Linked DNA regions of Homo sapiens: region 2 is linked to region 1. A link is an interaction called in ENCODE POLR2A ChIA-PET data of the cell type or tissue named here. Cell type or tissue: Panc1. All regions are shown on one strand.

Region 1 (5,000 bases):
GTGTGGTAGAGGCCGAGTCAGTCATGGCTGAGACAAGGGGACTGTGCTCTGTGTGCTTCTGTGCCCTGTGTTTATATGGTTCATACGCTGCCTGTCCACCATGTTTTTCCCGAGAGCCTCGGCAGCGCAGGCATCATGGGAATGACTGAGTCAGGTGGAAATTCAGAGGCCCTGCCCTGGTGGGCAGAGAAGCCTGGCTTACCTCCCAAGCACAGCATGTGTGTGGATCACTTCTGTGCACTGTCTCCTCATCTCCAAAATGGGAGTCATAACTGAACTCACCTCATCAAGTTGTTATGAGATGATGTAGATTCAGCGAAGTAGCAAGAGTAGGAGTTTGGGCTTTGATAACAGAGAGAAGTGAGTTTCCATCTAGATTCTCCCCCTGTGTCACTTTTGGCAGTTGGCTTCACCTCTGTGGGCCTCTGTTATGTCATCTGTAAAATGGGATTAACCCTAAAAGCCACCCTCACAGGGTCATTGTGAGGATTGCACAAGGTGATGCAAGTGGCACAGGGTCTGGCCCAGGAGAGGGGGCTGGAAGAGAGCGAGCTGCCATTGTATTTTGGTTGCTGTGGATCTAAGGAGAAGAGATGTTTAGGAGTCTTTCCCTGGCATGGTTCCTCCTGCCTTCACCCATCACTCTTTTCCTCGAGGGATTCCCTGTGGGGTGCACAGCCCCAGGGTGGGCCAGACTGAGCTCACAGGAGCATGGGCTGTGTTTCAGGTGAGGTGGCCTCACCACATGACAAACTGAGCTGGAGTCAAAGGGTCACGAGGACCTCCATTCACAGCCAGCATTTATTATTTCAGCTGGAAATGTTTGCCGAGCAGTTGTAGCTGGAAGCTGTGAGCGAGACACAGACTGCCATCAGGCTGAGGCCTCCAGAGCTCATGCTGGGCTTTAACCTGAGCCTCTTGGGGGCTGGGCTCTGAGCTCCTCCACTTCTGCTCATGCCCAGGCGTCCTTGGGGGCCTTGAACTGTCAGTTGTCCAGGAGAACTGTGTGGCAGCAACAGAATGAGTTTGTATAGCAACCTGTTGCTTTGAGGTTTAAAACTTAGTTTAGAACGCAATTGCTTTGACCATTTTGGAGTGTCTATACTTTTTTTCTTCTTCTTTAAGTTTTCTTTTTTCTTTTTTTCTTTTTTTTTTTTTTGAGACAGAGTTTTGCTCTTGTTGCCCAGTGGCAACAAGAGTGCAATGGCGAAATCTCGGCTCACCACAACCTCTACCTCCTGGGTTCAAGCTATTCTCCTGCCTCGGCCTTCTGAGTAGCTGGGATTACAGGCGCCCGCCACCATGCCTGACCAATTTTTGTATTTTTAGTAGAGACGGGTTTCACCGTGTTCACCAGGCTGGTCTCGAACTCCTGACCTCAGGTGATTCATCTGCCTTGGCCTCCCAAAATGCTGGGATTACAGGCATAAGCCATCAAGCCCTGCTTTTTTGTTTCCCTTCTTCGACCTTTCTAACAAGAGGTTGGAATCCTCGTTTTGACTTTTAAAGGATTTCCCAGTGCTAGAAAGTGGTAAGATAGTTACTGTATCCTAGGCCCTTTAGCAGACCTGTCTCATTGATCATTTATTTAGTCCAGTGTGGCTTTGTTGTTGGATATTAAGTAATTCTCAAAATTTTACCTTTTCAAAAGTGGCATTGAAAATAAAGGCATTGGGTGATGAAAATGGAACTTTTAAATACAGTGATTCCTGTTAACCAGAAATAGGGTGTTTGGGATAATTTATGAAGCAGTACACCATCATAGATACTATGAGCTGAAAGTTCACCAAACTCTCTATCCCAAAATAACAATAAGGTATTTATGAAGTGATTCGTTCCAACTATTTGAGGCAAAAATTGTCCAGCAAGTGAGAGAGAACAGAAGGAATAGTTGGCAAAATAGGGAATTTGAAGTCTGAGGTTATGCATAAGGAATGTGTTATGGGCCTATAGTAGAAATCTCAAATCAGGGATTAGGGAATGTTTACTCAGTTCTGTTGCAGAGAAATCCTGGCCACGACTCCCCCATGCCATGCCCAGGGCAGGCATTGCTAATCTTCACTGCCTCCATTCTCCATGCCCTGTTCACGGAAGACATTTCTAATGCATTTTAGCAGTCTTTTTTTTTTTTGCTGAATCCAGATGTGGCCTCAGAATCCTTCTCAACACAGTGTACTAGCACCACTTGGTGCTCCTGATCTACTGTATCATCTCTTGAAAAACTACTAACATGAAAAGACCTGCCAAGTCAACTTTATATTAACTGAACCCTTGACACAGTGATGGATAAAAATTAATTCAAACAGCTTCTTTGTGATCTTTGAGTAGTTCATGAGCAAGAAAGAGAATTGGAAATCCAGCCAACTTCGGCCCCCTTGTCTACTTGTATTTTACTGTGGTTTATGTTTTCTCTTACCAATTGAGATAGGCCCATGAGACTTCTGGTCTTCCAAAGCCCAGAACATCCCCACATTATAGTTTAACCACTGTAACAAAGAGGTTTTTTTTGTTTGTTTTTTTGTTTTTTTTTTGTTTTTTTTTTGGGACAGAATCTCGCTCTGTCGCCCAGGCTGGAGTGCAGTGGCATGATCTTGGCTCACTGCAAGCTCCGCCTCCCAGGTTCACGCCATTCTCCTGCCTCAGCCTCCTGAGTAGCTGGGGTTACAGGCGCCCACCATCACGCCCGGCTAATTTTTTGCATTTTTTAATAGAGACGGGGTGTCTGGATCTCTGACCTCGTGATCCGCCCACCTCCGCCTCCCAAAGTGCTGGGATTACAGGCGTGAGCCACCACGCCTGGCCAGAGGTTTTCTTAAAAACAATAACAACAAAAACAGTTGTGGAAAGCATGTAGAGTGTGGGTTTTTTCGGTCTTCAGGTTGGCAGGGCATCTGATACTGGGACCCAGGTTCCTTCCCTCACCTTGCTGTGCCTCTCCTAGTGCAGGCCAAAGCCAGGTGACTGCGCTGTCTGGGCTCCTGGCTGGCAATCGGGGAAAGAGTGCATGGAGCAGGCATGCCCACTGTTCAGGTCCTGAAGCCGTGGCTCATTTCATATCATTTGTTGCTTATTTGAAAGACAGGCACAGCACTGACTTCCAGGGGAGGCTGACTGACCATCTAGGTGGAAGTTGCATGCCTGGGAGGGAGAAGGGGACAAAGGCCACAGATAGGCATCAGTTATCAGGGCCTTAAGTCTGCCTTGTTGGCATGCAGCCTTTTATTGGATCAAGGCCCTGGAGAAAAGCCCTGAGCAGGAGGAGATAAGCCAGCTTGGTCCCCTTCATCCTACCCAGGGGCCTCTGGGGTACCTGAGCCAAAGTGCACAGTTCATTGGCTGTGTGGATGGAAGGGATATGGGACTTGAAAATGGGACACTGGTCCTGGGCAGCTGACCGACATGGTCCTCCTTAACCTGCTGTCTGGGGAGATGGGTTGCATCTGGCTAGGTTTTGACTGAGGAACTGAGGAGAGCTGTCAGCTGTCCCCGCTTTGGTTCAGAATGCCCTTTTGTTTGGACAGCTGAAGCCTACAATTCAGCCATGGTTTGTTTGGGCTCAGAAAACAGGCAAGGATGGAGAGAAACTGCAAAGCTGACCTGGGCTGTCAGTGGGCACCAGGTCCTGCTGGCCTGGGGTCTGGATGCAGGAGATCTGAGCTCTTCAATGTGGGGTGGTCTTGCAGCAGCTCTTCACAGGCTGCTGCTGCTGCTGCTGTAGGCTCACCCAAGCAGCCAAGACGGACAGGATCTATTCTAGTTTTGTGCAGAGTTGGATATAGAAGAGGCATTAGAGGGAGAGGGGATGGGGAAGGAGTTCCAGGCCAGGTGAGCATGGGGCACAGTAAACTGGGATGTTAAGGAGGGGCCAGTTTGTGACCAGCCTGGGCAACATGGCGGAACCCTGTCTCTATAAAAAATTAAATTAGCCAGGTGGGTGGCATGTGCCTGTAGTCCTAGCTACCCAGGAGGCTGAGGTGGAAGGATCGCTTGAGCCCAGGAGGCGGATGTTGCAGTGAGCAGAGATTGTACCATTGTATTCTAGCCTGGATGACCGAGACCCTGTCTTTAAAAAAAAAAAAAAAGGAGGGGCCAGACCCCTGACCCATATGTGCTGCTCTTTTCTTTCAGGGAGGTCTGATAAAATATCAGTAGTTCAATTCTTTTTTTTTTTTTTTTTTTTTTTCTGAGATGGAGTCTTGCTCTGTTGCCCAGGCTGGAGTGCAATGGAGTGATTTCGGCTCACTGAGACCTCCGTCTCCCAGGTTCAAGTGATTCTTGTGCCTCAGCCTCCCAAGTAGCTGGGATTACAAGGTGCCCACCGCCATGCCTGGCTGATTTTTGTATTTTTAGTAGCGACAGGGTTTCACCATATTGTCCAGGCTGGTCTCGAACTCGTGACCTCAGGAGGTCCTCCTGCCTCAGCCTCCCAAAGTGCTGGGATTATAGGCGTGAGCCACCATGCCCGGCCCATAGTTCAGTTCTTTAGGTGGTTCTTGGTGCTGCATATGAGATCTCTGCAAGAAGGACACGTCTGAGCCGGGTGGTTTAGAAGACCAGCATGGCCCAAGACCCTCAGAGCAACACCAAGAACCACCTAAAATTCTTTCTCAGACGTGTCCTTCTTGCAGAGATCTCACGTGCCCCAGGTTCGCTGCAGCGTTAGGGGTCAGCCTCCCTTTGGAGCAGGAGAGCAGGGGCCTTGGAGGTGGCAGTCATGGCCCTCCTAATTAATTGCTTGGCTCAGAGAAGTGACAAATTGAACATTTCAACCACCTGTTAATTCACAAGGTACTTCTTTTCATTTCTTGCTGCTTGCACAAAACACTTGGAGTATGGCTTGTGGATGTCTGGCCCTAGGGAAGAGTGTTTGGCACATAGCAGGTACTTAAGTATTAGGAAAATGAGGATGGAGGGGAGGGAGGGAACATTATTAAGCGGCCAACTGTGAGACAGGCATTGTGCTTGACTCTTTCTTTCTTTTTTTTTTTTTTTTTGAGACA
Region 2 (5,000 bases), 190 kb before region 1:
TCATTTTGAAAGATATAAATACACGTTAAAGGACATTATCCAGATTCAGAAGTAACTCTTTAAATCACAATAAAGATTATTGTAAGAAAAGAACTGAAACTTTTATTTAACCACTATGTTACATTTTTATTGTCTCCATTCATTTCTTTAAATGAAAAATAAATTCTGTTTGACTTGAGCAAAACCATTTACCAAGCTCTTACTTTGAAATGAATAGGCACTGATTTTGGTCATTTGGGCAGAGATAAACAATTTAATGTTTTAATACTGTATGAGGTACAGATTAAGTGACTCAAAAGGGAAGATTATGAAATGAATATGTAAAACTTATTACATCAATTTCTTAAAAATCTTATGGTATTACTTTATGATATTCTTAAAGTATTTACCTTTTGCCTCTTAACTAAGATGAATAGCTTTGAAGAGGGAGTATGATAGAACAATCACTTGAAAATTAATTTAATTTAATAATGACAAACTTAAATTATTTAAGGGTATTTGTTGAGTTCTAGTGGACAAAAGGTGGAAGAACCATTTTAAAGCAATATATTTATGTGATTTTCTTGAGCTCTTTGGATAAAAACTACACCTTTAAAAGCTAACCATTCAGTGTACAAATTAATAATAATTTTCAGTCATTTAACTCCAAAATATGTCTGCTTTAGTATCAAAATATATTAAGCCTTTATTAGTCTTACTTAGTACCCATGTTAATACTTTTCAGTTTTCCTACCTTTGCTGTTGGTTTTCAAAGACAGCAACAAACTATATCCTTAAAGGTGTTTCTTTCTTTATTAGAGCACTTGCTTTCAAAGAGTGGCGGGGACTGCACTTTTATTCATCAATTCATAGAATGCCAGAGTGAGTACAGAGTATTTTTCACATTGATTTTAATGAAGTCAGGGGCTAAAACTTAAAAGTGAGAGGTAAAATGAGGATCTCAATGTGTTTGTTATAGCAGAAGTGCTTAAAGGGGCATCTTTAGACAGCAGCAAACCTTTTCATAACTATTTGTCTTTTGAGAAAAGTATTTCTGTTGCATTTGCCTTCACAGATGGAGCTGAGCATTTCATAATAGCTACCATAAAAAAGAGGGAAACTTTCAAGCTTGTTAAATTTGAGGTTCTTAAATAAATTTCTTAGAGAAAATGAAGCCAGAAAAATAATTATTTAGTTTGGGCACTCCATTCTGAAGATGGCCCTCAGAGTAGCAGGAGCTTTTTAGAGAGGTAGTAGCAGTAGATTGTCCTACAATCTGACCTCCACTGCCTATCCGTGGGAAGTTGTAAAAGGCTATCTTTAAGAATATTTTAAAGAGGCCAGGCGTGGTGGCGCACGCCTATAATCGCAGCTACGTGGGAGGCTGAGGTGGGAGAATCGCTTGAACCTGGTAGGCAGATGTTGCAGTGAGCCGAGATCGCACCATTGCACTCCAGGCTGGGCAACAGAGCAAGACTCTGTCTCAAAAAATATATATATTTTAAAGATGGATTGGCTTGGCTGGGCACAGTGGCTCACACCTGTAATCCTAGCACTTTGGGGAGGCCGAAGTGGGTGGATCACCTGAGGTCAGGAGTTTGAGACCAGCCTGACCAACATGGTGAAATACCGTCTCTACTAAAAATACAAAAATTAGCTGGGTGTGGTGGCAGGCGCCTATAATCCCAGCTTCTTGGGAGGCTGAGGCAGGAGAATTGCTTGAACCCAGGAGGTGGAGGTTGCAGTGAGCCGAGGTCGTGCCACTGCACTCCAGCCTGGATGACAAGAGCAAGACTGTATCTCCAAAGACAGACAAACAAACAAAACGATAAATTGGCTTTTGAAGTGATTTAGACCTCTGCTGAATTCTGAACAAAGATGTCATTAATTCCTTTTTACTTGAAAGTCACAAAAGCTGCTTAAATCTGTAACAATTGCAAGGTTATGATATTTTCTTGGTTTTGTTAAGTAAAGGTCATTGTATGTGGTAAAGATTTGTTGATAATGTCTGCGGTTTTTCCCATCAAGCAAATACTTTCTCAGGCATTCTTCTCATTCTGCTCTCCTTTCTTGGAAATGTGGTTTCCCAAGTTTTTATGCTCATAATTTCATTTTGTGGATATTCATGCATATGTGCCCCCCGCTACCCTGCCCCACTACCTCAGGAGCGCTTGGGGGTTCTATGGGTCATACCTGGTAATTAAAACAGACACAAATTCAACAAATCAAATGTTATACTCCTTAGAGATCCTTCAAAGAAACTGAGAATTTCATTTAATAGTTTTCACAGAGCTTCTGTTTTTGCAGTTTCGATACTATAATATTAAGTATAAGTTGAGTATTACTTAGAGACAATTTATTTAATAAATGTGACATATTTCTTTGTCCTTTTAAAACAATATTTGGCCGGGCATGGTGGCTCACGCCTGTAATCCCAGCACTTTGGGAGGCCGAGGTGGGTGGATCACCTGAGGTCAGGAGTTTGAGATGAACCTGGCCAACATGGTGAAACCCCATCTCTACTAATAATACAAAAATTAGCCAGGGGTGGTAGCACATGCCTATAATCCCAGCTACTTGGGAGTCTGAGGCAGGAGAATTGCTTGAACCTGGGAGGCAGAGGTTGCAGTGAGCCGAGGTTGTGCCACTGCACTCCAGCCTAGGCGACAGAGTGAGACTCCGTCTCAAAAAAAAATTAAAAAGTAAAAAAATAAATAAATAAAACTATTTATAAAGCAAAGATTAGTACATCTTTTTGTTACCTTCTGATTACTAAATCTCATTTTCATGGGAAATTGGCACAGGGTCCTGGGGCAAAATAATTGGTGTCCACTGATACCAACTAAAAGAATATCTAATCTAAAATGCAAATCTTTAGGCCAGGTGCTATGGCTCACGTCTGTAATCCTGCTCTTTCATGGGCCTAGGCAGGAGGATCCCTTGAGGCCAGGAGATCAAGACCAGCTTGGGCAACATAGTGAGACCCGTTCCTATAAAAAACTTTAAAAAATTATCCAGGAGAGGCTGGGAGCTGTGGCTTATGCCTATAATCCCAGTACTTTGGAAGGCTGAGGCGGGCTGATCACTTGAGGTCAGGAGTTTGAGACGAACCTGGCCAACATGGTGAAACCCCATCTCTACTAAAAATACACAAAATTAGCTGGGGCGTGGTGATGCATGCCTGTAATCCCAGCTACTCAGGAGGCTGAAGCAGGAGAATCACTTGAACCTGGGAGACGGAGGTTGCAGCGAGCCAAGATCGCACCACTGCACTCCGGCCTGGGCAACAGAGTGAGACTGTCTCAGCAACAGCAACAACAAAAAAATTATCCGGGAGTGATGGCACATGTATGTAGCCCTAGCTACTCAAGAAGCTAAGGTGGGAGGACCCCCTGAGCCCAGGAGTTCAAGGCTCCAGTGAGCTATAGTTGTGCCACTGCACTCTAACCTAGGCAACAGAGCAAATCCCCGTCTCTAAAAAATAAAATAAAATACAAATCTTTAGAAGAAAGATTTTTATTTTGAACTTTTAAGATTTATATTTTGAACCCTAATGAGAGCAGATAATTATCAAAAGAATGTCTACTCAGTTACAATTTGCAAAAATCCTTGTTTTATTTTGTTATTATTACTGGCTTACTTAAAACAAAACAACTTTTTGCCGGTAGTCCCAGCTACTCAGGAGGCTGAGGTGGGAAAATCACTCGAGCCTAAGGCAACATACTGAGACTCCGTCTCTTTGGGGAAAAAGAAAAAAAAAAAAGCCAGTGAGGTGGCTCACGCCTGTAATCCCAACACTTTGGGAGGCCGAGACTGGTGGATCACTTGAGGTCAGGAGTTCAAGACCAGCCTGACCAACATGTTGAAACCGCATCTCTACTAAAAATACAAAATTAGCCAGGCGTGGTGGTGGGCGCCTGTAGTCTCAGCTACTTGGGAGGCTGAGGCAGGAGAATCACTTGAACCTGGGAGATAGAGGTTGCAGTGAGCCGAGATTGTGCCATTGCACTCCAGTCTGGGCAACAAGAGCGAAACTCTGTCTCAAAAAAAAAAAAAAAGCTTTTTACTTTTTAATGTCTATTTTATTATTGAACATTTCACTTAAAATAGTATAAAATACTTAGCTATATTTGTAACACAGAATAAAGTTTGCTTTAAATATACAAAAGGTGTTTGAAGATTTTTGTTGCATCATAGTTTTGGGGGAAAATGGACCAAATAAACATGCAGAGATAGCACAGAATTTATATAAATTACACCAAATCCCTTCAGTGGGAATGTTAGAAAGTTATTAAAATGATGTTTATGAGGACTGTGTAATAGCATGAGAAAATACTAAACAGGTAGTACCTACATACAAGAAAAAAATCAAAATATAAAATCCCATTTTTGTGTACAAAGGGTGGACCAAAGAACAGCGAAAAAAACCAGGCACAGTGGCTCATACCTGTAATCTCAGCACTTCAGGAGGCAAAGGTGGGAGGATTGCTTGAGCCAGGAATTTACAGCCACCCTGGGCAACATAGTGAGACCCCATCTCTACAAAAAATTAGCTGGCCATGGTGATAACATGCCTGTGTCCCAGCTACTCAGGAGTCTGAAGCAGGAGGATCGCTTAAACCCATGAGGTTGAGGCTGCAGTGAACCATGATCACACCATTGCACTCCAGCCTGGGCTACAGAGCAAGACCTGTCTCAGAAAACAAAAACAACAACAAAACAAAAGAAAATAAGTATTCCCAGACATCTGAATCCTTTCGGTCCCTGAGTGCAAACAGAGAAAGTTTGGGCTATGAGTTCAGGTAGCTAAGGAGAGGCCTACTATTGAAATCTGTTTGGTTTCTGAGTTTCAGGTAGCAAGTAGTAAGAATTTGGTTATTGGTGATTCCAGAGGTATTTCAAAACTTTCCAAATCTGTTCGTTTCCTTAAATTTGGGTAACCAGAGTTGGGAAAGTGAGGGTTGACTCTGGTTTGACTTGTCAGAAGGGACATTTTGTCATTTTATGACATGCTGCCATTG

What was found. ChIA-PET counts read pairs that join two places held together with the same protein. Peaks named below come from ENCODE experiments on the same cell type or tissue, not always from the same donor. Only the 100,000 strongest peaks of a DNase experiment are listed, where the experiment ranks them.
Region 2: POLR2A ChIA-PET joins it to region 1 with 7 read pairs; 2 of 35 experiments call an interaction of 5 or more read pairs at or near these places.

Annotation. Positions count from the first base shown.
Region 1 is chr3:58,065,073-58,070,072 of GRCh38, forward strand. All of the region lies in intron 1 of FLNB (filamin B), which reads left to right. Among named protein-coding and RNA genes, the nearest start is that of FLNB, 59 kb to the left of the region's middle. RefSeq lists an enhancer at 354-1,231. In Panc1, no CTCF peak of the experiment used is centred here; no DNase peak of the experiment used is centred here; H3K4me3 peaks cover 219 bases; H3K27ac peaks cover 3,489 bases.
Region 2 is chr3:57,870,838-57,875,837 of GRCh38, forward strand. SLMAP (sarcolemma associated protein) reads left to right here. Exons shown (of 25, transcript NM_001377540.1): 14 at 799-861. Among named protein-coding and RNA genes, the nearest start is that of SLMAP, 120 kb to the left of the region's middle. RefSeq lists enhancers at 2,727-3,228, 3,229-3,728. In Panc1, no CTCF peak of the experiment used is centred here; no DNase peak of the experiment used is centred here.